Linked DNA regions of Homo sapiens: region 1 is linked to region 2. Evidence: read pairs that join two places in POLR2A ChIA-PET (ENCODE). Cell type or tissue: GM12878. All regions are shown on one strand. Links, peaks and the distances in the headings refer to the core of each region. The heading gives the core; the rest is flanking DNA.

Evidence for each region. ChIA-PET counts read pairs that join two places held together with the same protein. Peaks named below come from ENCODE experiments on the same cell type or tissue, not always from the same donor. Only the 100,000 strongest peaks of a DNase experiment are listed, where the experiment ranks them.
Region 1: POLR2A ChIA-PET joins it to region 2 with 5 read pairs; 3 of 35 experiments call an interaction of 5 or more read pairs at or near these places.

Annotation. Positions count from the first base shown.
Region 1 is chr4:70,799,569-70,815,154 of GRCh38, reverse strand. RUFY3 (RUN and FYVE domain containing 3) reads right to left here. Exons shown (of 18, transcript NM_001037442.4): 15 at 14,950-15,014; 16 at 12,172-12,199; 17 at 10,739-10,807; 18 at 6,536-8,639. The coding sequence ends at 8,496. It overlaps LOC124900900 (small nucleolar RNA U13), which reads right to left and starts at 2,909; the gene lies at 2,809-2,909. In GM12878, for the core only: no CTCF peak of the experiment used is centred there; no DNase peak of the experiment used is centred there.
Region 2 is chr4:70,704,058-70,719,643 of GRCh38, reverse strand. It overlaps a transcript of RUFY3 not described here. Among named protein-coding and RNA genes, the nearest start is that of RUFY3, 10 kb to the left of the region's middle. RefSeq lists enhancers at 13,732-14,263, 14,797-15,329 and a silencer at 13,893-15,052. In GM12878, for the core only: no CTCF peak of the experiment used is centred there; a DNase peak (open chromatin) is centred at 5,783; H3K4me3 peaks cover 2,228 bases; H3K27ac peaks cover 2,604 bases.

The DNA of each region.
Region 1 (15,586 bases), core at 4,956-12,955, 93 kb before region 2:
TGAAATGGTTCTGAAAGCACTTGGGGATAAAGCATGAAGGTGTATAACCAAAGTAGACTCTAGAATATGGATGGATTCATTGAAGGTCACAAGGATCACCAAGATATGTTTAAGAATCTTAATTTGAAGCCCACAGGCAAAATTTAACAAGTTTATTCAAAGACTTGTGATTTGAAAACATACCTGGTTATGGCCTGGCTTGGTGGCTCATTCCTGTAATCCCAGCACTTTGGGAGGCCGAGGTGGGCGAATCACCTGAGGCCAGGAGTTCGAGACTAGCCTGGCCAACATGGTGAAACCCTGTCTGTACTAAAAATATAAAAGTTAGCCGGGTGTGATAGTGCATGCCTATAATCCCAGCTACTTGGGAGGCTGAGGAGAATTGCTTGAACCAGGGAGGCAGAGGTTGCAGTGAGCCGGGATCACGCCACTGCACTCCATCCTGGGCAACAGAGTGAGACTCCGTCTCAAAAACAAAAACAAACAAAAATACCTGGTTATGATGGAAATAAAGAGGTTCTGAACCTTTGCTGCTGCTGCTTGACAGAAGATGGCAGACATTTGGGAATAAAGACCAAGAGCTAGGGAGACAAGTTATTAACAGTTTCTGATGGGCTGGCTGTTGATTCATTCATTTCTTGCCTCCTCAAGAAAGCAAGATGGGGCTGAGCATGGTGGCTCACACCTGTAATTCTAGCACTTTGGGAGGCCGGGGCAGGTGGATCACCTGAGCTTAGAAGTTTGAGACCAGCCTGGGCAACATGGTGAAACCCATCTCTACCAAAAATACAAAAACTAGCTAGCCATGGTGGCTCACGCCTGTAGTTCCAGCTACTCAGGAGGCTGAGGTGGGAGTATCACTGGAGCCTGGGAAGTGGAAGCTGAGATCACACAGGTTACACCACTGCACTCCAGCCTGGGTAACAGCAAGACAAAAATAAATTGCGGAATACGAGCAATGTTATGCTAGAAGAACATAGTATTTGTGATAGATGTTGTAATTGAATATGAATGATACTTTATTTTTTCTTAACTTTACCTTCCACCAGCTCACTCCATGAATGATACTTTTGTGCCATAAAGCAGCATCCAGAATGCTAAGTCATTACTGCTTTCTGGAGACTTGTACAGCTTTTTCACTGTACTTGCCCTTGCCCTTTGGAAGCCTGAGTTACCTCTTCTTTTCCATGCTTAATTAAGTCTTAGGGATCTGATATCCTCAGTGATGCTTACAACCGCTTGCTGGATTTTTTTTTTTTTTAAATATAGGGTCTCACTCTGTCGCCCAGGTCGGAGTGCAATAGCGCAATCTTGGCTCACTGCAACCTCTGCCTCCTGGGTTCAAGCGATTCTCCTATCTCAGCCTCCCGAGTAGCTGGTATTACAGGCATGTGCCACCACGCCAAGCCAATTTTTGTACTTTTAGTAAAGATGGGGTTTCACTACATGACTGGCCTCGAACTCCTGGCCTCAAGTGATCTGCCTGCCTCGGCCTGCCAAAGTACTGGGATTACAGGTGTGAGCCACTGCACCTGGCCTACTGGTTCTATTTTTAAATTAATTTTACATTTCAAGATAATTCACTGACTAAAGTTTGTGCCACTTATTCTAGGTGTAGAAATTGTGCTTGTCAGATACGTGGTTTCTGATTTGGTATATTGACTGGCATGCTTACAAGAATCTTTATACCAAAGTAGTGTGTTAACATCAAAATTAATCTGTTCCCAGCATGGGAGACCTGTCATCGATGACAGTTCCCAAACCAGCTATTGTCTAAGAATTATTAAGATTTGACTTGGGATAACTTTTTGGGTAATATATTAGGCTAAGTTAATTTGAAGGAAGTTTTACTGTAAATCAAAACAGGACCACTAAACTACTGAAATATAATTATTTAAAAACCGCCCCCATTTTTTGGTGAACAAAGCTGAAATGAGGCTGTAATGGAGAACCTCCTTTCACAGAATGGTTAAATGTCCTTTAAGAGTTTCATCATATGTTTTTATAACTTGACTTATAGTGAATGAACTAAGGACTTTGTCATAGTTCCGATCTGCTTATCAACCTTGCAAAACTTGGAGTCTATTTGGAAATAAGTAAGAACTCAAACTGCATTTAGGGATGAGTTCAGTCAGGTTCTATAGGGTTAGACCTATACTTGCTTTGAGTATGAAAGCACAATTTTTTAATATATAAACTTTATTTTAGAGTAGTTTTAGATCACTGGGTGTGGTGGCTCGTACCTGTAATCCCAGCACTTTGGGAGGCTGAGTCGGGCGGATCATGAGGTCAGGAGTTTGAGACCACCCTGACCAACATGGTGACACCCCATCTCTACTAAAAATACAAAAAATTAGCCGGGCATGGTGATGCGTGCCTGTAATCCTAGCTACTAAGGAGGCTGAGGCAGGAGAATTGCTCGAACCCGGGAGGCAGAGGTTGCAGTGAGCCGAGATTGCGCCATTGCACTCCAGCCTGGGCGACAGAGTGACACTCCATCTCAAAAAAAAAACAAAGTTTTAGATCTACAGAGACATTGCAAAAAGAGTACAGAGTTCCTGTATACGCCTCACCCACCTGTATACCTATTGTTAGTATCCTACATTACTGCAGGATATTTGTCACAACTAAGGAACCAAATTTGATACATTACTATTAACTAAATCCCACAGTTCAGATCTTTAGTTTTTTTCCAAATATTATTTTCATTCCAGGATCCCACAATTACATTCAGTTATGTCTCTTTAACCACCTCAGATGTTTTTGTTTTTAATGACTTCAGATTCCCAACCTTTTTAACTTTTTTCACGTCAGATGGGTAATGTCCTGATGTAACAAGGTGTGAAGGAGGCACATCTCACACAGAAGTGTGAAAGCCCAGTCGTCACGCTTATGAACTACAGAAGGATCCCAGACTTGTTTTTGATGACCATGACAGTGTTAAGGGGTACTAGCTGGTTTTGTAGAATGTTCGTAAGGTGAGGTTTTCTGATTGTTTTCCTTCTGGTCTTAGGAGGAAGACCACAAAGGGGCATTTTCATCACATCAAGGGTGCATATTTTTAATAGGGCTTATCACTCATTATATTAATACAAATTTTGATCACCTGGCCAAGATAGTGTTTGCCAGGTTACTATAAATTTTTTTTCTTCTTTACATATTGTACTCTTAAAGCAAGTTACTAAGCACAATCCATACTCGAAAGGTGGAGAGTTAAGCTCTATCTCCTTGAAGTGGTGAGGGGCGGGGGGTATCTACATAATTATTTGGGCTTTTTCTGTATAGGAGAGATGCTACCGCTCCATCAGGTCATATACACACATGGACTCATGGGTACTTACTTTATCCTTTGGGTTATAATCCTAAGGTGCATTATTTACTTTGTTGCTGAGATTTGTTTCATCTTTGGCCATTGGGCATTCTATCAGTTGGCTCCTGTGTCCCTTTCACATGCCTACATCCTTGTTTGTGGAACACTTCTTTACTTTCTGGCACTACAAGATGCCCTAGACCCAGAATCAGCCATTTCTCTAGGGAGCCCTGATTCCTTTTCTTGGAGAATGGTATTAGAAAACAAGATCTGGGCATTGGATGTACCCGTTGCTGCTGGCATGTCTGCTGCTAGGCCCTCTCAGTGAACAGAGATATATGCCTGTGTAATAACCCAAATAGACACACATAATTGTAATTACTTTCTGAATCCTTCCGGAAAACACAATTTTTTTTAAACTAGTAAAATATACATAAAACTTGCTGTTTTAACCATTTGTAAGCGTACATTTCTGTGGCATTAAGTGCATTCACATTGCTGTGCAACCATTACCACCATCTGTCACCAGAATTTTTCATCTTCCTCCAACACAAACTGTACCTATTAAACACTGACTCCCCATTCTGCTCTTCCTTAAGCCCCTGGGAACCATCATTTTACTTTATGCTTTGACTATTCTAGGTACTTAGTGTAAATGGAGTCATACAATATTTGTCCTATGTATGACTGGCTTATTTCACTTATCATGTCCTTAAGTTTCATCTATGTTGTAGCATGTGTCAGAATTTGTTCTTAAAGCTGAATAATATTCAATCGTATGCATATACCAAATTTTGTTTACCCATTCATCCATTGATGGATACCTGGGTTGTCTCTACCTTTCAGCTATTTTGAATAATAGGGCTGTAAACACTGGTGTACAAGTATCTGTATAAGTTCCTGCTTTGAATTCTTTGGGGTATATACCCAGAAATGGATTTGCTGGATTATATATGCTAATTGTTTTTTTTTCTTTTTTAAGAAATCACCATACTGCTGTACCATTTTACATTCCCACCAACTGTATACATGGGTTCCAGCTTCTCTATGTCCTTGTCAACACTTGTTCTGCTTTTTTGATAATAGCCACCTTAATAGGTTTATAAAGTGGTATCTCATTGTGGTTTTGATTTGTACACTTCCCCAGTGATTACTGATGTTGAGCTTTTCTGTACTTATTGGACATTTCTATATCTTTTTGCAAGAAGTGTCTATTCAAGTACTTTGCTCATTTTTTTCAGGCTTTTTATTGTTGCAGGATTTATTTGCAAATGTTTTCGCCCATTCCTTGGGTTGCCTTTTCATTCTGCTGATAGTGTCCCTTGATGCACAAATTTTTAATTTTGCTGAAGTCCAATCTGTTTTTCCTTTTGTTGCCTGTGCTTTTGGTCATACCCAGGAAATTACTGCTAAATCCAATGTCATGAAGCTTTTCCATTTTTTTTTTTCTTTTTGAGATTGAAAAAAAAGACAGGCTGCTTTTTTCTGTCTTTTCTTGCTCCGTCGCTCAGGCTGGAGTACAATAGCGCAATCGCGGCTCACTACAACCTCCGCCTCCCACATTCACGCAATTCTCCTGCCTCAGCCGCCTGAGTAGCTGGGATTACAGGTGCCCACCACCACACCTGGCTAATTTTTGTATTTTTAGTAGAGACGGGGTTTCACCATGTTGGCCAGGCTGGTCTCCAACTCCTGACCTCAGGTGATACACCTGCCTCGGCCTCCCAAAGTGCTGGGATTGCAGGCATGCACCACCACACGGGGCCAATAATTCTTTTTCTTCTTTTTTAAAGAGTTTAATGATTCTAGCTCTCTTTTTTCTTCCAACCTTAGTGGATGGAGCTAGTTCTTGATGGATTTTAAGTTAATATTTGTATATGGTGTAAGGGTCCAACTTTTTTTTGTATGTAGATATCCAGTTTTCCCAACACCATTTGTTGAAAGGACCCTATTTTCTCCACTGAATGGTCTTGGCACCCCTGTCAAAAATCTGACTATATGTGTAAAGATTTACTTCTAGGCTCTTTATTCTATTCCATTGGTTTATATGCTAATTTTTATGCCAGTACCATACTGTTGGTTACTGTAGTTTTGTGTTAAATTTTGAGATCAGTAAGTGAAGACTTCCAACTTTGTTCTTTTTCAAGATTATTTTGAGTATCGGGGGGGGGGGTCTCTTGACATTCTGTATGAATTTTAGGATTGATTTTTCTATTTCTGCAGAAATGTTGGGATTTTCATAGGGACTATTGAATCTGTAGATTACTCTGGGTAGTATTGACATCTTAACAATATTTATTAAGTCTTTGACTCCATGAAAATATGATACTTTTTTTTCTTGGCCTCCCAAAGTGCTGGGATTACAGGTGCGGGCCACCGTGCCTGGTGAAAAACATACTTTTATGTCTTCATTTTGTATGGCAACATTTTGAAGTTTTCAATGTACAAGTCTTTGCCTCTTTGGTTCAGTTTATACTATTGTAAATGGTGAAAAGCACAATTGTAAAGGAAGACAGATAGGCATACCATTAAGTCAAGGTATTCATGACTTGGTCTCCTTGCTTTTATGGGAGGCTGCACTGTAACTAAAGATCTTTGGGACGTTGTAAATTTTTTTTTTTTTTTTGAGATGGAATCTCACTCTGTTGCCCAGGCAGAAGTGCAGTGGTGTGATCTCGGCTCACTGCAACCTCCGTCCTGGGTTCAAATGATTCTCCTGTTTCAGCCTCCCCAGTAGCTGGGATTACAGGTGCACACCACCACACCTGGCTAATTTTTGCATTTACTTATTTATTTAGTTAGTTAGTTAATTTATTTTAGTGGAGATGGGGCTTCACCACATTGGCCGGGTTGGTCTCGAACTCCTGACCTCACGTGATCTGCCTGCCTTGGCCTCCCAAAGTGCTGGGATTACAGATGTGAGCCACCGCGCCCAGCCTAAATTTTTTTAAGGCTAATATTTATGTGTAATTCTAAGTAAAGTATCAAGTGACTGTTCCTCCTTATATTGTGTTACAAAGATCTTTTCAAATTAATTTAAAATTAGTTATAAAATAACTTTCTAATTTAGGGCAACACTCCTGTAGTCCATTTTTGTGCCCCACATCATGTATAGCACCTAAAAGAGTGCTAGCTCATGTAGGTGGCCAAAAAATGAGAGTGAAGATTCAAAAAAGAAATGTTGTTATTTAGGGTAAAAAAAAAGACAATCATCAATCAACAAACTAGGCTGGAATTACTAGATTTTATTTTTCCCCAGAACTCTTAAACTTCAGCTTCACCAAGTAACAGGCTGACTTTTGGAATAACAACTCTTTCCCAGGCTGTTGTTAACTCTTTCCAAGAGACAGAATTTATTAAAAAACATGGTTCCAGGATATTTCCACCCCAGAATTCTAAATCAGTCACAGAATCATACCTTCTTAGGTCTTGATTAGAATGAAACAATCTATAGACACACGTAACAGAATCAAAATATTATGTAATGTTTTTTGCCTTCTCTTGCTCAATACACTTCCCTCTTTTCCCCCAAAGAGTTTGTTACTCAAAGATAGATAGATATGTAAGTAAGTACAGTCAGCCCTCCATATCCATGGGTTCTGCATCCATGGCTTCAACCAACTGCCAATCAAAAATATTCAGAAAAAGAAAAATTCCACAAAGTTCCAAAAAAGCAAAACTTGAATTTACTGAACACCAAGCACTATGTTGAATCCATGCAAATGAAGTGATGTGTAGGTATTTTATTAGGTATAAGTAATCATCTTCAGATGATTTAAAGTACACAGGAGGATGTATGTAGGTTATATGCAAATACCATATAACCCATTCTCTATAATGGGACTTGAGCACCCATGGATTCTGATATCAAGTTGGGTTCCTGGAACCAATCCCCCATGGATACCAAGGGATGACTGTATTGCCCTTTTCAAGAAAGCATCTATCAGCTCTCATTCGTGACTCACTCAGAATAAGGAATTCCTTATTCAAAAAACAATGTAAGTATTCCGAGCTAACTGTTCTCAGCCATGAACAAATTAAACTTGGCCAGGTGTGGTGGCTCATGCCTGTAATCTCGGCACTGTGGAAGTCAAGGTGGGAGGACTGCTTAAGCCCAGGAGTTTGAGACCAGGCTGAGCAACCAATGAGACCCCCTCCCCGGCCAAAAAAAAAAAAAAAAAGCCAGTCCCAGCTACTTGGGAGGCTAAGGTGGGAAGATTGCTTGAGGCCCGGGAGAACAGGGATTCAGTGAGCTGTGATTGCACTACTGCCCTCCAGCTTGTGCAACAGAGCAAGACCCTGTCTTAAGAAAACAAATTAAACTTATTTTACTCTATATTTGACTTTGCTTTAATCAATATCTTCTATTTGCAAAAGCCAAACCCTATTTTTAAAACTCCTTACAATTTCCATTATGACTTGGAAAGGAAGATGGAGGGAATGGGGAAGAGTTGGCTTGTTTTGTGGAAGGAGATTCTGAAAAGGGCAGTTATTTACTTTGAAGTCATAAAGTAGAAAAACAAATGTTCTTTTTTTTGATAATGAAAACCCTTGTAGGTAAAGACCAGAAAATTCTGGTCCTGAAATTATAACATATTACAATATTGTTTTTAATATATGCAGAATTTATATTACTTTTTAATTTCTTTTCCCTGAGATTGGGTTCACAGTTTGGTAGAAATACTTTAAAGAGGTAGTTAGCAGGGGTGAAGAGGAAACAATGTTTATACTAACAGCACCTGGAAAAATAAGTAACAACTGTCATTTTGATCTCAGCATCTACCTCTCCCCCTTGAATCTGCAAATGCTATAGAAGGAGATGATCATTTTCCTTTTTATTCTTATCTGCCTGGATTCTCTCTCCTATTAAATCCACCCCAGTATCACTAATCATAAAAATGAGTTGCCTTTCCAAAGATATGCTATAAAGCAAACCTTCAATATCAGGTTGTTTAGATTTAGAAGAGAAAGGCTCAAGTAAGTTCACTTTTATTCATACAGTCATTAGAGAAAATGAGCAAAATTTCCAGTAACCCCAACCACTGCCTTTTCTCCCTGGACCTAGTAAATTCCTATCAACTCTTTAGTTGACTCTAAGAACTGGGCTCTATGAGATCCTGACAGCTAAAACACAGGTACAGAGGAGCCTGCATAAACGTTTTGGTCCAGGTCTTGGCCTCCAGTCTTATGATGGGCTGGTAGAATATTGCTTCATCAGATGCTTGTGACAGGGATTGCAAACTCGCTCAAGCTTGATACTTGAAGGAAGAGGCAGTTCATTTGTTGAACAGGCATCACAGAAGGTTCCGCTGCAGTTCTTACACACATTCTATGAGAAGAGGAGGTTAGGCGGGGAATAGAAGATGAGCAAGGCATAAGGATTCATGGGATATAAAAAGCCAAATATGGCAAATGCTCAATGCCTAATCAAACAATGACTGAATGTTTACTATGTGCCAGGTAGTATCTGAACACAGGCCCAATCTACAAAAAAGTTCACCGTCTAGTTTTTAGATTTAAATGAAAAGAAGCAGTGCCATAGAGTTAAAAATAAAAACAGGTAACATACAAGTCACTTATCTTTAGAATATCCTTCACACATCTGTTCCCCATACTCACTTTGAGGTAGGTTAGTTTTAAAATTAGTTTGCAAGTACCTGCGCATACTCCAAATAAGGCAGTGAAAGAGCAATGGATTGAGTGAACAGGCTAAGATTTAAAAATGTCCAGAGTATGAACTGAAAGTATAATTCCTAATAAATACACTGATGTGCTTTATGCTTTCCTGTGGTCTCTGGTGCTCTGTAAGCACATCCACTGGGTTATCAATGCAGCAGGAGCACAGCTTCCTGCATCTTGTTCATAGGGAAATTATTTTGTTTTCCTAAATGTTTTGCATCTTTAATGGTCAAGCACAGAGAGCAAGAAGTCACTATAGCAATGTCAGCAGTAAGGCTGTGATAGGGTGGTATACACAAAGCTCCAAGGGTCCTATATAAAAAGCTGTAAAGAATAATTTCTCCCATGAAGTGCTACCTTCATCCCAAATAATTCATCTTCCTGAGGTTGAGAGGAGTAGGGGGTTGCTTTTATCTGAAAGCCTAAGAAGAATTTTTGTCTGACATACAGAAGCTAATATTGCATGGCTTAGAAGAGGAAAGCCAGAATTAACAGTTTGTTCTACTTTGTAACATATTTCTATAATTGTAACTTCCAGTTCTATAAGGGCAGTTCATTTGTTATCTGATTCTGTGAATTTAAGACTAGGTCATATTATAATTTATTAAAATTTTGCATGATCACAGATGGTGCTATGCAGGTTGTGATCCAGAATTTGAGCCTGTTTCCTGTATCTCTTCCAAGCATGTGTTTCATACACTCATTTGTACATAACTTTTCTTGAGGATCTACTATGGATTGGGTACCATATTAGATGCTGGGGGATTCTGTGAACAAGACACAGTTCCAGCTATCAAGGGCACTCATTCTTTCTGAATACTTCCTTAACTCTGCCTACTCTAGGATAACAAACTGGGAAGATGCTCAGGCAGGCACCCTTGAGGATCGGGTGGAAAACAAGTGGTCTAGCAGGGAGAGCTCATATCCTGTTCTGAGCAGGATAAAGTGCTGAAAGGACTGTGGACTTTGGAGCGAAAGCTAGGTTGGAAGCTGGGCTTCATCACTTATGACTTAATTTTGGGAAATGTAGTTAGCATTAGATGTTCAACGTTCTTCATCTATAAAATGACAGCTATGAAGGACATAAGCTTGACAAGAACAGAGACTTGGTCTACTTTGTTCATTACTCTTTCTCCAGCACATTCTACACAGCAGGCACTCAATATTTACTTATACATTTCTATCTGCTTATTTGCTTTATTACATAATTATTTTTGTTTGTTTATTTATTTACTTATTTTTAGACAGAGTCTCGCTCTGTTGCCCAGGCTGGAGTGCAATGGTGTGATCTTGGCTCACTGCAACCTCCGCCTCCCGGGTTCAAGCGATTCTCCTGCCTCAGCAACCTGAGTAGCTGGGATTACAGGCCACCACGCCCGGCTATTTTTTTTTTTTTTTTTTTTTGTATTTTTAGTACAGACGGGGTTTTACCATGTTGATCAGGCTGGTCTTGAACTCCTGACCTTGTGATCGGCCCGCCTCGGCCTCCCAAAATGCTGGGATTACAGGCGTGAGTCACCGCGCCTGGCTATTTATGTTTATTTTAATGGGAATTTTCTGACATGAATTATTATGACTGAAAAAACAGGTACCCAGTAAATGCTTGCCCCTTTTGCTTTTCACCCCACTCCCAGCACTCTGCATGCACTCTGCACTCTATGCGGGAAAGTCCCTGTTACTCCTGGGGAGGGACTGGGGGCTGCTGTAGACATCCCTATGAAAAGCCTGTCCGTTTCTCATCACAGTTACCTTTGTTAGGCTGCCGTCTTCCTGGCATAGCTGACACAACTGTGGCTTTTCAGAGAGCAGCAGCTGATCCTAAACCACACAGGGAGCTGGTTAGTTTTTCTTAGTGCCAGAAATATTAGTACTTTCAGAATATGCATTTTTTACCTACAATATTAATATAATCACACTATAGACTATCTGGAAACTAAACCAATTATAAATAGGTAGTCCTACCACCATAATACAACTCGGATAATCCTATCATTATGCTTCCAGCTCTTAATTTTTATAATAACATGATTTCTAAAAAGAAAATTCAAACACATGCAAGTATAGAGTAAAAAGTTTTAACACTATCCCATTCCTCTTGTTCACTCTACCATCAAGAATGGAAAGCACTGGGGACTGGGCCTGGTGGCTCACGCCTGTAATGCCAGCACTTTGGGAGGCCAAGGCAGGTAGATCACTTGAGGTCAGGAGTTCAAGACCAGCCTGGCCAACATGGCAAAACTCCATCTCTACCAAAAATATATATATTAAAAAAAAAAAAAGTTGGACATGGTGGTGGGCGCCTGTAATCCCAGCTACTCGGGAGGCTGAGGCAGGGGAATCACTTGAACCTGGGAGGCGGAGGTTGCAGTGAGCTGAGATTGTGCCACAACACTCCACCCTGGGTGACAGAGTGAGACTCTGTCTCAAAAAAAAAAGGAAAAAAAGAATGGCAAGCATAGGGCATGGAAGCTCACACCTGTAATCCCAGCACTTTGGGAGGCCAAGGCGGGAAGATCACTTGAGCCCAGGAGTTTGAGACCAGCCTGGGCAACACGGTGAAACCTAATCTCTGCAGCCCTAGCTACTCGGGAGGCAGAAGTGGGAGGACTGCCTAAGCTCGGGAAGTTGAGGCTTCAGTGAGCTGAGATCGTCCACTGCACCCCAGCTTGGGCAATGTGAGTAAGACCTTATCTCCATTTAAAAAAAAAAAAAGGAAAGCAGTAGGACTTATTTTATTTTATAACCTAAGAGGTAAATGACAGGGTGACTCAGACACAGTAGCATTCACTGTCTTTCTCATGGGCTTATCATATACTATTAGATTAACAAAGTGTTTTACAATCATTTATGTTAGCTTATTTCTAAGTGATCAAAACATCTTTTTTCTCTCCATTTTATGTAAGGAAAAACTAGAGGAAAGGGACATAAAGTGAGCTCTCCTAGATCTTATGTCAGGGATAATTTAAAATAGGTGAGAACTGATGTTTACTTAGTAAACTGCTCAAAGCTGTGCTACTTCCTGTGTGAGCTTCAGGCAATACATATTTGTTCAGGGTATTGTTAGAAGGATGGCACACTGTATTCACTCATCTTCCGCCCATGCTACCTTATTTGCTGGCTAGGCACGGTACAACCAACTTCATAATTCATACAAGATGTTTTGAAACAGGAGGCTCTGTTACCTGTTCATCCATAGGGTGGGGTTGCAGCCTACAATGGAGAAGTAAAAAATTGTGACAAATAGGAACTTCATGTATTTTCATTTATATCATTTCAATAAAAAGCTCAGAATACAAACATTTTTTTCAAACAAGAAATACTGTAGGTCTTTTATATTACTTAGAACAACATAATTATTAATTTTGACCTCCAAGGAGAGGAAACTTTGCTTCTTAAAATGAATCACTAGAATCTGACCCTTGACTTATTATATAAGGGTTCCCATTTAAAAATAGATTTGAAGTTATATTTTACATTCCTTTTTGCTATCAAAATAGTTAGCATTTATGTTTCCCAATGTGTAAAACTCCAATGGTTCACTGGCCATATATTTTAGTAGCTTTTTTTCTATTTGATATTATGGAAATCTATCCATTATCCATTATCACATGTTGTGTATCAGTCCCAAATATTCTTAAGATGTGAGCTTTAGCAAATTAACCCAAGAAGGGGAAATGAATGAGACTGTCACCAGAAAACCCATTCAGGTTGAAATATTTCTTCATGAGGGACTAAGCTGAGCTAACTCCGATGTTCCAGCATGGACTAGAGCCTAAATGAGAGGTGAAGCAAAGCCCGCTCTCGGTTACAGGGAAAATGCACTACAGATTGCAATGGTTCTTATTCTTTTCACTTGAGTAGCAGTGTGACCACCAGACATACACCATGGGGTGACCAGGTTTTCCGATGTTCCTTGCCATCATAATCCCAGGAAGCCTGGTATGTCTAACGATTGCAGCTATGGCCAGAATAAGTCCTGGAAGTTGCTAATAGGTAGTGCAGAGCCAAAGGACTTAAAAACAGTAGACATGATAAACAGAGGCAACTTGGATAAGTCACCCAGCCTCTCTGCTTCTCAGTTTTCTCATCTGTAAAGTTGCATTAGGTACTTTTGTAAGGAATACTGAATCATAAGGAGATAATAAATGTGAAACAAATTCTAAGTTGCAGAGCACAATTCAGATATAAGGAAGCACTGTTCCATATTCTCAGGACCTAAATCAGAAGTTGGCATTTAAGACACTCCTGGTTGCTCAAGTAAATGATTTGATTTTAGTTTGGAACGAGGCTGACCCTGAAAGGCACCTGGAAGCCCAGGTTAATTTTATGGCCCTTCTAGTTCCCTTCTCTTTGCTTATGCCATTCTGTAATGTGAGATGGGTGATAGTTTAAAGTTAGCTCTGGATCAAACCATGCTCTTTGGGAGCAAGGCCAGAAAGGGACATTTAGGCCAAGCACCTGCATAATTAGCTTACTATTGGACTGTGTGTTTTCTCTTCTCCAGCAGCTACTTTTGCTCCAGATGACACACTACCTCATTCTTAAGGTGACGAAGCCTGGCTAGGGACAGCTGTATAGTTCTCTCAAAACCTCACTGTGGTATCATTCCTCATCACTAACCTCTTCCTCCACCTTTTAAAGTAGACCTTTATGTTTAGAGCAGTTAGGTTCACAGTCAAATTGAGTAGAAAGTACAGAGACTTCCCACATGCTTCCTGCCCCATCCCTGGCCTCTTTGTCAACATGCTGCACCAGAGTGGTACATTTGTTACAACTGATGAGCCTACACTGACACAACATCATCACCCAGAGTCTATAGTTTACATTAAGGTTCACTCTTGGTGGTGTCTAGTCTATAGTGTGGTCAAATGTATAATGACATGTATCCACCATCATAGTATCATACAGAGTAGTCCACTGCCCTAAAAATCCTCTGTGCTCCACCGGTTCGTTCCTTCCTTCTCTTACCACTGGCAACCACTGATTTTTTTTTTTTTTTTTTGTCTCCATAGTTTTGTCTTTTCCAGAATGTCATGTAACTGGACCTCCTTCACTTTTTAATGCAGTGGCACTATGTAATATTTAATTATATTTCTAACCTGCTAAAATAACTATAAAAAGTCAGCTTCCTTGAAACTATCCTATGCTCTTCATCATGAGCAAATCAGACAGAGTTAGGATAAAGGAATGAAGTTAAGCTGTTTGAGATTCTCAAGATAAAGGAAAAATGAGAGATGAGACATAAGAGAAATCAGAGTACTTATTTGAACTTTTTTTTTTATTTGAGACAGAGTCTCACTGTATTGCCCAGGCTGGAGTGCAGTGGCGCTATCTTGGCTCACTGCAACCTCTGCCTCCTGAGTTCAAGTGATTCTCCTGCCTCGGCCTCCCAAGTAGTTGGGATTACAGGCAGGTACCACCAGACCCGACTAATTTTGTATCGTTAGTAGAGACCGGGTTTCACCATGTTGGCAGGCTGGTCTCGAACTTCTAATCTCAGGTGATCCACCTGCCTCGGCCTCCCAAAGTACTGGGATTACAGGCGTGAGCCACTGCGCCCAGCCACTTATTTGAAATTTAGCACAGAGGTAGAAACAAGTCATACTCAAATATATTTAAGAAGTTAAGAAATGCTATGTATGACTTATACTTTATTTTCCTGGGATACCAATTCAGTAAAGGTGGGAAATAACCTCTTAAGTGATAATCTGAGCTTGGGAATTAATCAGGGAAGAGAGGACAGCCTGATCATCCTTCTTTCCTCTGAAATGGCCTAATGGGTTTGGTTTAATACATGTTATACGTTTTATTATTAACTTCCACTTCAAATGTCTTCCTGGCATATTAATATTATAAGTCAGTGTCTGGTCGGTGTCAATGCCAATGTATATAAAGAACTCCCTCCTTCCCACCACCCCAGAATAACTTTACATCTTAGTTAATACTTGATTAACAAACACCTGTGGCTTTCTTCCAGGGGCTTTTTTAGTTTAACATTTTCCTCTTGCATTTTGTGCTTCCCATCCTGCCAAAAGAAAACAGCCCAATTTATTAATTATTCAGAATGCTAAATAATGATATTGCAAATATTTTCTTCTGCAATGCCTTAGTTTGGGTATAAAGCTAAGTAGCTTTTTTTATTAGGGAAGGGATCTAACTTTCAAGCTATGTTTCCTCATTCTTTGCTCTAAGTAGTTTCTTAATTATTCTGACAGTTTGTGACAAATGATTTTCAAAGTAATATTTTAATTCTTGAGATTCAAATAAAATTCAGAATGTATTCTACTTACTTGCAAAGTTGGCTCCAGATATCAGTTACTTCTTAGGGGAAGTATAATTTTTTTTTTCTTTTCCCCAGACTGAGCTCTGAAAAACTGGTAAAACCAAGGATGGCCATATACAGCAGACTATAATCCTCTGGACGTTCAATCAAGTTGATGCCCCAGTGCCACAATATTTTTCTTTCTTTTTGGAGACAGAGTCTCGCTCTGTCGCCCAGGCTGGAGTGCACTGGTGCCATCTCGTCTCACTGCAGCCTCTGCCTCCCGGGTTCAAGCGATTCTTGTGTCTCAGCCTCCTGAGTAGCTGGGATTATAG
Region 2 (15,586 bases), core at 2,716-10,715:
TCATTAAAACCTTCAAATTACATGGGACATTCCTGGAACCACAACTCCAAACAGCCCTAGCTATCTGTATGTGTGATATCAAAACTCTAGATCACTGATATGTTCTTAAAACAGAACAAGGAATACATGAATAAATCCGAATGCCATGTGATTGTCTGGGGTCCAAAACCTGAATTTGGCCTTGTCACAAACCACAACAATCTCTTCACCCCAGTAAGCATTTACTAACTTGAACAGATCTAGATTGATTGCAACATACCAACACAACAGGAACATCAAGGTTAGTGAGCAAGAAACTTGATTAACATTCCTTCGGAAGATCCATCCCACCCTGCCTCTCTCCAGGTAGAGGACACAGAGAGGCAAGCCCAAAACAACTAAAGTTTTTGGCAAGGAAAGAAAAACATGCCTGTATTGGTATCCTTGAATTTCCCAGATCTACCAGTTTGAGGTGTTGGCAGCCATTTCAGAAATAAGACCCGGGGGTGGGCAAGAAAAACTGTACTTCTACGCTGTTCTTTAGGTAAACACCATTGAGTCTTCAGCACGAACAGTTATCCATTGTTCACAGGCAAAGAAGTTACTATGAAAACAGTGCTATTTGTAGAAACTTATAAAAACAATTCTACGGCCGGGCACGGTGGCTCATGCCTGTCATCCCAGTACTGTGGGAGGCTGAGGCAGGCGGGTCACCTGAAGTCGGGAGTTCAAGACCAGCCTGACCAACATGGAGAAACGCCATCTTTACTAAAAATACAAAATTAGCTGGGCGTGGTGGCACATGCCTGTAATCTGCTACTCTGGAGGCTGAGGCAGGAGAATCGCTTGAACCTGGGAGGCGGGGGTTGCAGTGAGGTGAGATTGCACCACTGCACTCCAGCCTGTGAAACTCCGTCTCAAAGAAAAAAAAAAAAGATTTTAGATATTGCTTAGTACCGTTTTTACATTTTGGTCTTTACTAAGTAAACATCTTAGCTTTGAATATGAAGTTAAAGTTAAGCCATCAGTAAGATATTCAAACCTTGATTTTTTTTCTCACATACAGAGTAATTACTGTATGAGCTGTATTGAACTATTTTCTCATTTGATCCCATTTGTGAGTAATGGCACCTATTTGTAAGATGGTTGTGAGGCGGGTGGGAGTTCAGTCTGTGGCCCTAAAAGAATAGGCCTGTGTGAAGTTCAAATCCAAAATGAAGATCCAAAAAATACTACGTTCTAGCTGCTTAAACAGTCTGTATTTTCCACATTATGATGGATTCAAAGCAAATAAGAGTCACACTTCAAAGTCAGAAGTTACATTCCTCTTAAAGGATATTTGTACTCGGCTGCTACTATAAGACAAAGGTTAACTTGACAGGCTCAATGTCTCTGTTATATATTGTGGAAAAATTACCTAAAATAGCTATCATTTATTAAATTTCTATTTTCTGTTAGGTGCTTTACAAATGCCATGTAAAGGGCTGGGTGCGGTGGCTCACGCCTGTAATCCCAGCACTTTGGGAGGCCGAGGCAGGTAGATCACGAGGTCAGGAGATTGAGACCATCCTGGCTAACACGGTGAAACCCCGTCTCTACTAAAAATACAAAAAAATTAGCTGGGCATGGTGGTGGGTGCCTGTAATCCCAGCTACTCAGGAGGCTGAGGCAGGAGAATGGCGTGAACCCGGGAGGCGGAGGTTGCAGTAAGCCAAGATCGCGCCACTGCACTCCAGCCTGGGCAACAGTGTAAGACTCTGTCTCAAAAAAAAAAAAAAAAAAAAAAAAAAATACCATGTCAAGTCTTCACAAAAGCACTGCAAAACAGAGATTGATACCTTCTCTTTATACACAATGAAACCAAAGTTCAGCCACGTAACTGGCCCAGAATCACACAATTAGCGAGTAGCAGATCTGTTACTCCAAGCTACTTCTGTCTAGATACCTCCAAAGTCCATGTTCCTTCTACACTCTGCAACTTCAGCACTCTATCCTAACTCTTCCTCATCCCCGGATGTTAAATTTTATTCAGAGAAAATAAAAAGACATTTAAAACACACACACACAAACACACACACACACACGCAAAGTCTCTTCATGAAATTTCCTAAAGATGAGTTTCAACAAATTTAAGATTTGAAGAAATTTTTTTTATCAGCCTCCATACTTTACACCTTAATGCTGCACAACCCATACCTTCCTCTAGGCCCCCCAACTTACATATTAAGTTCAGGCTTTTAGTAAGTGGGCACATTCTGACAAACTGAGAACCCAGTATGGACTTTTCTGTCATGGGCTCACAAAGGGTAGATAAAATGCTTCCACTATGTACTTGGTTCACCCTACTACCACTCTGTCTCTGAGTTCCCTCCACATTTACATACTAGTTGGACACATTAAGAACACCTGATAAATTCCAAAATAGAAAAAGATAAATGAAGGGGGGAATCACTTTCTAAAATGATGCATTGTACGCTTTTTAAAAATAGCAAACTTAATGTATAATTTTAAGTCCTTAAAGAATATAACCAATATCCCTGAAACCCTTGCTCAACTGGAGAAATGGACCAACATATGTACTTATGTGCTCCTTCTTGCTTCTAAACTCCTGCCTCTCATTTCAAGGTAACCTTCTGAATTTCGTGTAAATCATTATCTTATTTCAAAAATATTGTCACAAATATATGAAGGTCTAAGCAATATGTTTAGTTTCAGTTTTTTTCAACTTTCTTATAGAAAGTGTTTCATGCTCTATAAAACTTTCTAAGCCTTTCACTCAATGCGTATTTTTTCTTTTCTTTTCTTTTTTTTTTTTTTTTGAGACAGAGTTTTGTTCTTGTCATACAGGCTGGAGTGCAGTGGCATGATCTTGGCTCACTGCAACCTGTCCCCTCCCAGGTTCAAGCAATTCTCCTGTCTCAGACTCCCGAGTAGCTGGGATTACAGGCACCTGCCACCATGCCCAGCTAATTTTTGTATTTTTAGTAGAGATGGGGTTTCACCATCTTGGCCAGGCTGGTCTTGAATTCCTGAACTCAGGTGATCTGCCCATCTCGGCCTCCTAAAGTGCTGGAATTACAGGCATGAGCCACCGCACCTGGCCTTCAATGCTGTATTTTCTAAGATTCATCCAAACCGTAGTGTGCATATGTAGTTTATCCTTTTGGCTGCTGTATTACAAGGTAGTGTTCCAATGCATGTACAAAAAATTTCTGATTCGGCAGGGCGCGGCGGCTCACGTCTGTAATCCCAGCACTTCGGGAGGCTGAGGCAGGTGGACCACTTGAGGTCAGGAGATCAAGTCCTGCCTGGCCAACATGGTGAAACCCCGTCTCTAGTAAAAATACAAAAATTAGCCAGGCAATGTGGTACGTGCCTGTAATCCCAGCTACTCAGGGGACTGAAGCAGGAGAATTGCTTGAAGCCAGGAGGCGGAGGTTACAGTGAGCCGACGTCATGCCACCACACTCCAGCCTGGGCAAGAGAGAGAGACTCCGTCTCAAAAAAACAATAACAAAAACACATTCTGATTTATTTTCTTTTTTTTTTTTGAGATGGAGTCTCACTCTGTCACCCAGGCTGGAGTGCAGTGGCACGATCTCGGCTCATTGCAACCTCCACCTGCCGGGTTCAAGTGATTCTCCTGCCTCAGCCTCCCAAGTAGCTGGGACTACAGGTGTATGCCATTCATGCCTGGCTAATTTTTTATATTTTTAGTACAGATGGGGTTTCACCAGGTTAGCCAGGATGGTCTTGATCTCCTGACCTCGTGATCTGCCCGCCTTGGCCTCCCAAAGTGCTGGGATTACAGGCATTGGCCACTGTGCCTGGTCTTCTGATTCATTTTCATGTTGGTAGGCATCTGGGTTATTTCTGATTTTCATAATGCAGAATAGAAACTTCTTCCTAAAATTTGTCAAGTTGTGCAACTAAATTTGTAAAGCTCACAAAGTTCTGTTTGGCAGCTTCCTGAATCACAGTTTCATAATTTAAGAAGAAAAATCTCATTTTCCCCCTATTTCACTAGTTGCTGTTAGCATGAAAGGGTAGCTTTTTTTTTTTTTTTTTTTTTTTTTGGAGATAGTGTTACTCTCACCCGGGTTAGGGTGCAGTGGCACGATCTCGGCTCACTGCAACCTCTGCCTCCCGGGTTCAAGCGATTCTTCTGCCTCACTGCCTCAGACTCCCAAGTAGCTGGGATTATGGGCACACACCACCGGACCTGGCTAACTTTTGTTTTTTTAGTAGAGACAGGGTTTCGCCATGTTGGCCAGCCTGGTCTTGAACTCCTGACCTCGAGAGATCCACGTGCCTCGGCCTCCCAAAGTGCTGGGGGATTACAGGCATGAGCCACCGCATCCAGCCATGAAAGGGTATCTTTGATGAATCATCATCATGATGACATTGGTGGAAAGCCCAGATGTTTCTGTTAAATTATATGATTATTCAACTCAATGATCATGATTATTTCACATGCTCCAGTACACCCTCCCACCTCCTTTCCCAGAACCACAATCTATTATGTCTACCTCTGATTCCAAGATTTCTTCAATTTTAAGTTTATACACTTCATAGGCTCAGTGTCACTTTATAGATATTAACCAAAGTTGACAACAACTATAAACTGATATACTCAGAAAGTTGATTTATCATTACTTTGTTAGAAACAAACACTACCAGGAGTATTATAATGCATCATCTTTTCACTTGTTAAAATTAACCAGCATAAGATTAAAAATAACCTCTACCCTGAAAAGTAAAACTGATTTCATGGCTCAGTGGCTGTAGGCAATAATTTACACAGACGTAAAGCTATCAAAAACTTAGTAGGTGACCTTGGGAAATTTATCCTCCTCTTGCCTCAATTTACTCAGTTGTAAAATGAAACTAAATAACTAGCTCCACAAAGACCAGAAGCTCCACCAAAGAAATATGCATTTTGCATACCTCTTACGTATCTACTCAAAATAGTACCTACCAAATACCAGACTCTCAATAGATACTTGCTGGTATAGATATGTATATAGCCTTGCAATGGCATTTTTCCACCCTCATGTTTCACTTCAATTGTGAAAACCCCCAAATTCTATAAAATCAAACCATATTTATGCCCCAACAAACAGGTCAGTCTAACACTGGCTTCATTACATGTACATAACAGATTCATTCACTCAACATGTACAGGGTACCTCCCATATGCTAGGGATGCAGAAGAAAGAACAAGGCAATAGACAAGAAACAGACAATTTTAGGTGTTTAGGAAAGTCTTAATGTCTGTTATAAATGGACCTATTCAGCGTTTTTTACATATACAACCATTTTTTCTATCAGATTGGTGACTCTTGAGTTTCATTAATTTACTCATTTTTAGTAAATAGGGCATTAGTGAGTAGAATATGGAACCAGAGGGCTGGTTGCCTGAAGACGTGCCTCTAATCTAGGACCTGATTCCAGTTACGGGAGGTGATGAAAGAGTGTGACATAGCATGTGGACTCTGGAGTCAGCATGCTCACAGTGAATCCTAGGTCCACCACCTAGCTGCTGAGTAACCTTGGCAAGTTACTTCTCTGTGCCCATTTCTACATTAACAAAATGGGGATAATAATATTAACCATTTCGGAGTTAAATGCTTAGCATGGCACTTGGCACAAAGTAAGCAGTAAGTAAATGTCACCATAACTGCACTATGATAAGTGCTTCTCCTTTGAGAGTTCTGGAAAAACCCTATCAACACATAAAATGAAAGTCAGTAAGGATAAACGTTTATGGGACAGAGGCAAAGGAAAGTAAAAAGGAGATGTGAGCAGAGGGTTACAGTGGTATCTCTCAGATTTTGAGGAAGGAAGAGAGATGGGTCAGAATTTTACCAAGCATTCTCACCTCAAGTGATCAGATTTCCTAAGTTCATAAAAAAGACAGCAGAAGTAGATAAATGTCTGTGGAGAGTCCCTAAACAGACTCTGAAGTTAGAAGAATCACACTCTAAAAGGCGACATGCTACAACGACTTCAGCTTTCCACCTGCTTTTTGCTGTCTTGGCCTGCCAGGCTCTCCTTTCCTACACATCATAAGGTTCCCACACCTTTCTTCCAAACTTTCCCACCCCCGCCCCACCACTCCCTCTGACAAAGCTGAGTATCTTGTCCGGTCGGTAGGGAGCATGTCAGATAAAAAAGGCTTTGCAAAGAGAGGGAATGCCACCTTGGCCAGCAGCCTTGAGAAGTTTTAGGGAGACTATGAACCTTTTCACAATTATTCAAATACAGTAGGGGGCATGGCCATATTGCTACTTACCTTCTCAAGTACCACTGCTTTGCTTTGTAACTCTAAAAACATTTCCTGGCCAGGCATGGTGGCTCACGCCTGTAATCCCAACACTTTGGGAGGTTGGGGCGGGCGGATCCCTTGAGGTCAGGAATTCAAGACCAGCCTGGCCAACATGGCAAAACCCCGTCTCTACTAAAATACAAAAATTAGGTGGGTGTGGTGGTGCATGCCCATAGTCCCTGCTACTCAGGAGACTGAGGCAGGAGAATCAGCTAAACCCGGGAAGCAGAGGTTGCTGTGAGGCAAGATTGCCCCATCGCACTCCAAACTGGGCAACAAAAGTGAAACTCCATCTCAAAAAAGCAAACAAAACAAAAAAAAATTTCCTTTCACACAATTTCAAACCAATTTTTTAATGCTTACGGTGTGCTACTGACTTCCCACAACAAATTCTACAGCTCATAACCTGAGCCACTTCACAAAGTAGGGAGTGTGTTTCAAAATTAGTAAGGATTGAGTAGACATGTAATAGGTGTGATGTCCTGTAAAATTCATCAAAAATGGGATTCTACTTTTATTTATGTTGGCTACAGGTTGCCTATTGTGCAATGATAAAGGGGCAGCCCATTTTTTAGTTAGTTCTTTTAATTATTTAAGGAATTTTGAAAAATATTGCCAACAAAAAAATTATTTCATCCAGTTTATTCTGCTACACTTCCATCATCATACATCTAGACTTTTTACTATCTATAGCCCATACTAGAAAAATATGGTCTCTTAGCTTCTTGATAAAATCCTACCTCTTAAACATGTAGATTTCTATGAAAAATTTTAAAAAAGGGAAAAGATACAAGACAGAATATAGTCAAGTGAATATGTTTTGAGGCCAATACTTGTCTTTTAGTCCCCAAAGTTGCTTTCTTTGCCACCTTTCCTCTGCTATCCCTCCTACCCAGCAACCTTTACTGCTCTCCACTCAAACCAGCTTCTTTAAGACCTTGGTGGTGAGGGAACGTACAGTGATTAAGAACATGCGCTTTGAAGGCTGACTATTGAGGAATATGAATTCATTCCCTGGCTTCAGTTCAAAAAAGTGCTAAGTACTATTACATGTGAAGTTTCTAGCTCTCTGCACGGCACACAAAAATATCCCACAAATGGTGGCCACTAGTAGTAGTATTATCTTACAGTCACATCTTTTATTGGTAATTGTTTGGGTTTCAGAACTACAAAAAAAAATTGTTATATAATGAAGAGCCTTTTAGGACTCTCTAGTGTCCAGAATAAAACTAAGATGGGAAGAAAAAAGAAAACTCTGTCTACAAAGAATGAGTCTATGATTATCAGAAGGGGAGCAACCAAAGAAAGACTCAAAGATTACATCTGATATTCTGAAATTGTTGTTCTGTCAATAAAAAGCGTGATTTGACTTTTTGATAATGCCAGGCCAGAAGAATAGGTGCAACAAAAAGGTGGTGGCAGAAAAGAAGGGGAGAATTGGCTGGGAAGACAAACTGTGAGAGTTCAGGGAGCCCTGCTCACAAAGGCAGAATCAGGAAGGCAAGCAGAGTGTTTAGTCGTGAGGAAGGAAACGGGGGCATGACCCAGCTACCTGTCCCTCAGTAGCTCAGGAGGTCCAAGGTCATGTCAGCTGTGTGTGGAAGGAGCCAACTGCACCAAGACACTGAACACCTAAACTCCAGATCTCTGGCAGTTACACATCCTTGGAAAGATGCTACATTTCTGAGGTTTGTATGTGGGTGGGTGCTTTTTATCTACTATTTGACAAAAGGCACTTAATGGATCAGAAAATGGCTCTCTGCCTTCTTAACAGGGTTGGAAAAGAGCAGAGGGCTAACAGATTTATGAATCACAGAATGGTAAATGAGGACACTGATCTACATTGAAAATACCGAAAATCTGTGTTTTAAAAAGTCACACATCACTCTGCTGTTTCCAAAACTACTAGTATGAAGGTAACCATGCCCAATCTTTTGGGGTTCTGAAAGTTTGACCATTTCCCTCATATGTTCCAGCCTGGGCAGACGCCTCTATGTTTACAAAACACAATAAAGTACTTTTGCCTTTTCAAAGTTTAAAGAAGCATACAGCAGGTGAACTGATTAACACGTGCTTGAGGCCGGACATGGTGGTTCATGCCTGTAATCCCAGCACTTTGGAAGGCCGAGGCAGGAGGATCACCTGAGCCCAGGAGTCCAAGACCAGCCTGGGCAACACAGTGAGACCTCATCTCTTTTTTAAAAAAATTGTTTATTTTCACTTTGGCTCTTCTTTGACATACTTCTTTTTTTTTTTTTTTTTTTTTTTTTTTCCAGACGGAGTCTTGCTCTGTGGCCCAGGCTGGAGTGTAGTGGCGGATCTTGGCTCACTGTAACCTCTGCCTCCTGGGTTCAAGCGGTTCTCCTGCCTCAGCTTCCCCAGTAGCTGGGATTACAGGCGTGCACTACCATACCTGGCTAATTTTTTTGTATTTTTAGTAGAGACGGGGTTTCACCATGTTGGCCAGGCTGGTCTTGAACTCCTGACCTCAAGTGATCCGCCTGCCTTGGCCTCCCAAAGTGCTGGGATTACAGGCATGAGCCACCATGCCTGGCCCATTGACATATCTCTTTATATAAATTAAAAATTTTAATAAATAAAACAAAAAACATGTGTTCAATTCCTGACCAGGTATACTGTTTTCTTTTTCTTTTTTTTTGTTTTTTGAGATGGAGTTTCACTCTTGTTGCCCAGGCTGGAGTACAATGGCGCAATCTCGGCTCACCACAACCTCTACCTCCCGGGTTCAAGTGATTCTCCTGCCTCAAACTCCTGAGTAGCTGGGATCACAGGTGTGCGTCACCATGCCCAGCTAATTTTGTATTTTTAGTAGAGACAGGGTTTCTCCATGTTGGTCAGGTTGGTCTCGAACTCCCGACCTCAGGTGATCCGCCTGCCTTGGCCTCCCAAAGTGATGGGATTACAGGCGTGAGCCACCGCACCCGACCTTTACTGTTTTCTAGAGTACTACTAAACAATTAAAAAAGAAGAGAGACAATAACAGAAATGTCCACAGAGGAAAAACTAAAATATATATATTTTACACAAACACATATACAATCTACACATACATACATGCATGCATGCAATATATATGATATATACATATCTGTATACTTGTGTGTGTATATATGTTAATGAAACTGCAAGCATAAATTTTCTCCCCTTAAACACTAATTCCTGGGTTTACATGTATATTTCGAACCTCCTTCCCCATACAATGGATTTTTCAAGTGCATCTGTCAGAGACAAAGGCTTCTAGGTACCTCATTCTCTGCACTATCCGGGGCTTAATCATGGCACTCGCTGTTAAGTATACTCAACTTTGTAGTGGGTAGTCATAGTAACGCTGCCAGTCCTTTTCAAGATTCTTTTTCTTCTATTCCTCTTCTAGCCTTCCTCCTATCTCAAAACAGCACTTAAAAATACAGAAAGCTGCTACTTGGTGAGTGGGACACTTTTTTGGACACTGCCTTAACTGGGAGAGAAAAGACAAGGGCAAGGATGTGGGCTATTTGCATAGCATTGCCTTGAACAATGTTTGCCGTAGTTGTGGGAGTTGGAAGGAGAAAAGAATAACTAAATAGAAGCTGTTAACTGTGCAAACAGCAGGGTGACTCTTCCAACCAACACTAAAGGGAAGCCATCTTTTGTCTATCCTGTCCATTCACAAGACGATCTCTAACGGCAGGATGGAAAAGGAAAGCATTAAAAGTATTACACCATGGCCTGCAAGCAGATCCTCCTTACAAATTGTAGTTGCTGAGAAACTGGCATGGAAGGTCATACATACACCAAGAGGATAAAGCCACCACGAAATATAAAAACATACATGTCTGTAAATGCATGAAAAAGTTCAGGATGAAAACTCCCCAAACTCAAAAGTGGGCATCCTCCAATAAGGAACCGGGGAGAGGGTGCTGGAGGTCCACAAAGAGGAAAGTTCACTTTGTAACTGTACTTATGTATTATGAAACATTTAAACAATGAGCATAGATTCATGTATTACTTGTACATTTATAAAATCAAATTTTAAAAGGCATGGCAGAGAGTTTTATGAGATTTAAAGTTAGAAGTATAAAAACCTAGCAGATTACCAGCACTCAAAGACTCAGAAAGAGACATAATCCTCAACAAGGCACATCAGAAGTCTCCTTTCACACTGCATTGAAGCAGATTGATTTCATGGATATTATATCCTGCAAGATTTTGGAACAAAACAATTCATGTGACAAACCCTGAAAAGTTTAGGCTACCTTCTATTTACAAACTTTTTTTTGAAACAGCATCTCGCTCTATTACCATGACTGGAATACAGTGGTGTGATCACGACTCACTGCATCCTCAACTTCCCAGACTCATGCCATCCTCCCACCTCAGACTCCTGAGTAGTTGGCACCAGAGGCATGTGCCACCATACCCAGCTAACTTATTTTTAATTTAAAAAATTTTTTTTTTGTAGAGACAGAGTCTGCTTATGTACAGGCTGGTCTCCAATTCCTGGGCTCAAGTGATACTCCTGCCTAGGCCTCCCAAAGTGCTGGGATTGCAGGCTTGAGCCACCGTTCCAGTCTCACACATTTTTGCTATTCTTCAGCACTGTTATTTAAAAACAGAGCTTCTGAACTCAAATGTAAAATTTAATTTTTAAAACCTCTAAGTACACTCAAGATTTCTAAAATAAAAAGATAATACCACCTTAATACACAGTCTTTCAAAGCTATAATATTTTATATACTTTTAGCAAATACATTACTGAGAGTTAAAAATTGGGTTGCTAAAGAGGCAGATGCCAGTCATCGTAATATTCACTAGGCATTGAGGTTGAGTCCATGTACCATTCTCGTAATTAAGAAGTCTTTTAAAAACTGTTTGGGGCCAGGTGTGGTGGCTTACACCTGTAATCCCATCACTTGTGAGGCCGAGGAGGGTGGATCACTTGAGTCTAGTTCGAGAGCAGCCTGGCCAACATGGTCTCTACTAAAATACAAAAAAAAAAATAGCTGGGGTGGTGGTGCGCACCTGTAATCCCAACTACTTGGGAGGCTGAGGCAGGAGAATCTCTTGAACCTGGAAGGAAGAGGTTGCAGTCAGCCCAGATTGTACTGCTGCACTCTAGCCTGAGCACAGAGTGAGACTGTCTCAAAAACACAAAATAAAAAAACAAAAACTGTTTGGTCTCAAGTGTTCATGTATTTTATTTTTATTTTTTTAAAAACAGGGTTTCGTTCTGTTGCTCAGGCAGGAGTGCAATGGTGCAGTCACAGCTTACTGCAGCCCTGAACTTCTGGACTCAAGTGATCCTTCACCTTAGTCTCCCAAAGGGCTGGGATTACAGGTGTGAGCCACCAGCACCTGGCCTGGTCTCTAATTTCTTAAATGAGTAGTCAAGAGAATCAAAGTTCTGATATCCAGATACATTACAGAAAGCAATATTCCATTGACTCTGCAGGGTAACAAGGAACTTTTTATTCATATCTAGAGTGTTCCTTTCTGTAAGTATGCTTACGTTCTAAAGCACATATAAATGTAACAGGTAAAAACAAAAACTCAGTCCAAAACAAAAAACTATTTTGAATCAATTTTATATTTAAATAAAACATGTAATAGTGATTTTTTTTTTTTTGCTAATATGAAATGTTCTCAGTGACTAATCTTTAAAAGCAGAGGAAGTGGGACACGTATATATTCCCAGTAACTTTTCTGAACACATACACATCAATAAACTATTTCAAAAATAAAGACCATGAGGAAATATTAGAACTTACGTGGTAACAAAAAACACCATACCGCCTGGGCACGGCGGCTCACCCCTGTAATCCCAGCACTTTGGGAGGCTGAGGTAAGTGGATCATTTGAGGTCAGGAGTTCGATAACAGCCTGGCCAACATGGTGAAACCTCGTCTCTACTAAAAATACTAAAAATGGTAGGTGCCTGTAATCCCAGCTACTCAGGAGGCTGAGGCAGGAGAATCGTTTGAAATCGGGAGGCGGAGGTTGCAGTGAGCAGAGGTCATGCCACTGCACTCCAGCCTGGGCGACAGAGCGAGACTCCGTCTCAAAAACAAAAAAACACCATACATTTGCTAGTATCCTAAGGTAGAGACTGAGATCACGCTCATGAAACTTTAGCTTTAAGTCCTCTAGTCCCGATCTTGATCATGCTTAAGCAACAGTATTAACTGATAAGAGTAACAAAATACTGTTATTTTCTACAATAATTAATAACATAAAGATAACCTTTAACAATGAGGGAGTCCAGTCAACTGAAATTCAGGTAATTCCCACAATTGATACTGTTCAATAGTTGAAAAGTTCCTCTACATCAAACCTTGTACCATAACTGTTACAGAGAAATGACAGTCTTCTTTCTATAGTAGCATGCTTAATATGTAGATTACACAGAAAGAAAACATTTTTGGTGCAAACAAAAAAAGAGGCGGTGTTTAAAGTACAAAGTAGAAGGATTCCTCAGAAAACAAAAGCAAAGTCTCCTTGAGAAGATTCTTATCTTTGCCTCCTCTGTATAGGAAGACTCACTTCTGCCATGAGCTGACAATCCATCTGCACATTAGTGCAGACCACTCCAACACACAAACTATGGCTTCACTAAGACAGTCAATGGTCAGTGTCTGCCCACTGACTTATTACTCAGTAAGTAATAAGGAGGTGTGAACACTGGGCAACCTCCAGCTGAATCACATAGACCCTTCCTGTTAACCTGTCACCCACCATCACAGTTTTGGATCTCTTGTTAGATTTAAAGAGCATGGGTTTAGCAGAAAAGCAATCTGGGTCAACTGCATTCCTTCTCTTAAGCTGTTACTTGGGATAAATCGAGCTTCCGCATCTGAAAAAGTGGCATTCAGTTTGGCGCACACAAACTTATTAACCATGATTATCACAACACATGCACATAGGAAATAATCAATAAATATTATCTTTTCCTAGGAGATGGATCGGGGCAGAAAAGGTGAGTCAGGGTTTCTTGGCAGGGCAGAGCAGCTAAAAGATTTGTACTTGTGCTTTAAAAATATAGGGTGTATGGTGGGAAAGGTCCTTCCCTCATCGCTTCAGGCAAGTTTCTGTCTCCCTTTCCAGAACTCATACAGCAAAGTATTTGGCGCTTACAGCATGCCTTGTATCGTCAGCCACATTTTCATACTGTAAGAGCTTGTATTTGAAAATCAGATTTAACATTCCTCTAAGAGTCCTTATATTCATTGACGACTCTAGGGCCCTACTCGTTTGCCAGCACAGTAAACAGTTCACTAATAAAAAATACAGCACGGAGTGTGGGTCAGCTGCATTCAGAGCGCTCGCGTGTGCCAGTGGCTTTAAAAGTGGAGGCCTCTTCCCGACAACCGATATAACCCTGGGAGGTAGCCTTCCAAAGCCACACATTCCCTTCTTGTCTTCTCATGCACCGCTCCGATTTCTCTTTCCAATCCGGGGGACGGATCTGTCATATTTACCGGCATGGAAGGAACGCTCGTAAAAAATTAGTTACTAGTATTACTAAGGCCGCACTGGCGGCGGCGGCGGCGCAGCAGCCACACCTACTCAGCTGCCGCGGCGCCGGGAGCCCGAAAAAGGCGGGTCAGAGGGGCCACGGGGTCTCCGGGCGCCGCCCCCTCTTAGACTCCTTCGGGGAAGGTTCCCAGCCCGGGACCCGGGACAGGGCCAGGGCGCCCCGGGTGGAGGGGGGCAGGCAGGCCGCTTCTCGCCCCCGCCCAAGCACGTGGGAGGCCGGCGAAGACCAGCGCCCAGCCCAAGACGGGAGAGAGACCAGGCCAGGCAGGAGCCGCGGCCTGGGGAGACGCGGAGGTAGAATCCGGCGCCCGAACCGCGGTCGTCCCGCTGCCTCCTCACCGGGCGCCTCGGGAGAACAGCTTCCCGAGGGTAGCCCCTAAAGCCCCCGCCTCCCGGCCACCCGGCTCGGGTCACCCCGCGGGAGGCGGAGCTCCGCGGGGGCCGGGCCGGCCCTCCCCAGCCGAATGCTCCCTTCCCCGCGGGCGTCCCCATGCCCCTCCGCCACTCACGGTGCTTGCCGCTGCCGCTGCTGCCGCCGCCGCCGCTCGGGTAGCTCAGCAGCAGGAAGGGCAGCGGTGAGCCGGGGGACGGCGGGGTCCTCCAGGAGCGCTGCTGCTGCGGCGGCGGGCGCACTCCGAAGCCGGCGCCTCCATCGCCGGGGTACAGCAGGAAGAAGGGGGCGGCCACCGGCGAGTCGGGCTCCGACTGCCCGGCGGGGGAGGCCGGCGGCGGCCCCGCCTCGCCCTCTCGGTCCGTGCCCCCGGCGGGAGCGCGGCGCGGCTCCTCCGGCCGCCACTCCCCGCCCCTCGCCGGCTCCTCGCTGCAACTTTCGGCACCAGCGGTGGGCGGCGGCGGGGTCTCAGCCATGCTCACTCCTTCCTTCGCCGCAGCCTCCGATTCGCGCCCGGGCCTGGGCGGGGGAGCAGAGGGTCAGGGCGAGGAGCCGCCGCCCCGTCCCGTCCGCTGCGCCGCCGCCGCCACCGCCACCTTTCTTCTCGGCCACGGGCTGGCGCCTGGGCTCCGCCGCTCGGCCCACAGCCCGCCCCGCCAGGGTCCAAGCCAGCTGGAGGGACCGCCCCGCCCGACGGCGCGGCCTCGCTACCGGCCGCCTCCTCCAGCCCCTCCCGCCCCGGCCCCCAGCCTGTGACTCGGCTCCCCTAGGGGGCAGCGTCCTCCTCTTCCCACTCCCCACCTTCCGCTTCCCTCCGGCTGGGCTGACTGCCTCCCGACCCTCGGGCCCTGGGCCTCTTCCTTACCCGCCCCCGCTGGGCCCTGTAAGGCGGTCAGGTGTGTCTAGTGCTTGAAAAGTGGAAGACCTGGCGAAATACCTGGCGGCGTTTTGTCGTGTAACCGCCAACTTTATCGGTAGCACGAAGGCACAAAGATCTGGGTTGAAGAAGAGGCGAAAGCTAATTTTAAAAAAGCACCTCCCTGCCCCCGGGTATTAAACTGTACCATTTGCCTTTCACACACTGCAACTTCAACCGTTGATTCACTGTTTGGAGTATTGAGCTCTTTATGTGAGAAACCAAAGGTGGGTGTCTTCCTTCCACCACCTCTTTTGTTCCCGTCTTGTGCGCTGTACTGAAATCCTGTATTTGCTTTGACTTTAATTCCCTGGTTTTCTAGTGCCGCGGGTGCGCATGAGTGCATTTTAAATCAAACAGCTTAGAATTTATACGACAAATGTCAATTACAGGTCGACAGTTTTCTCTTTCACAGTGCCCGTGTCTCGCTAGTAATTAG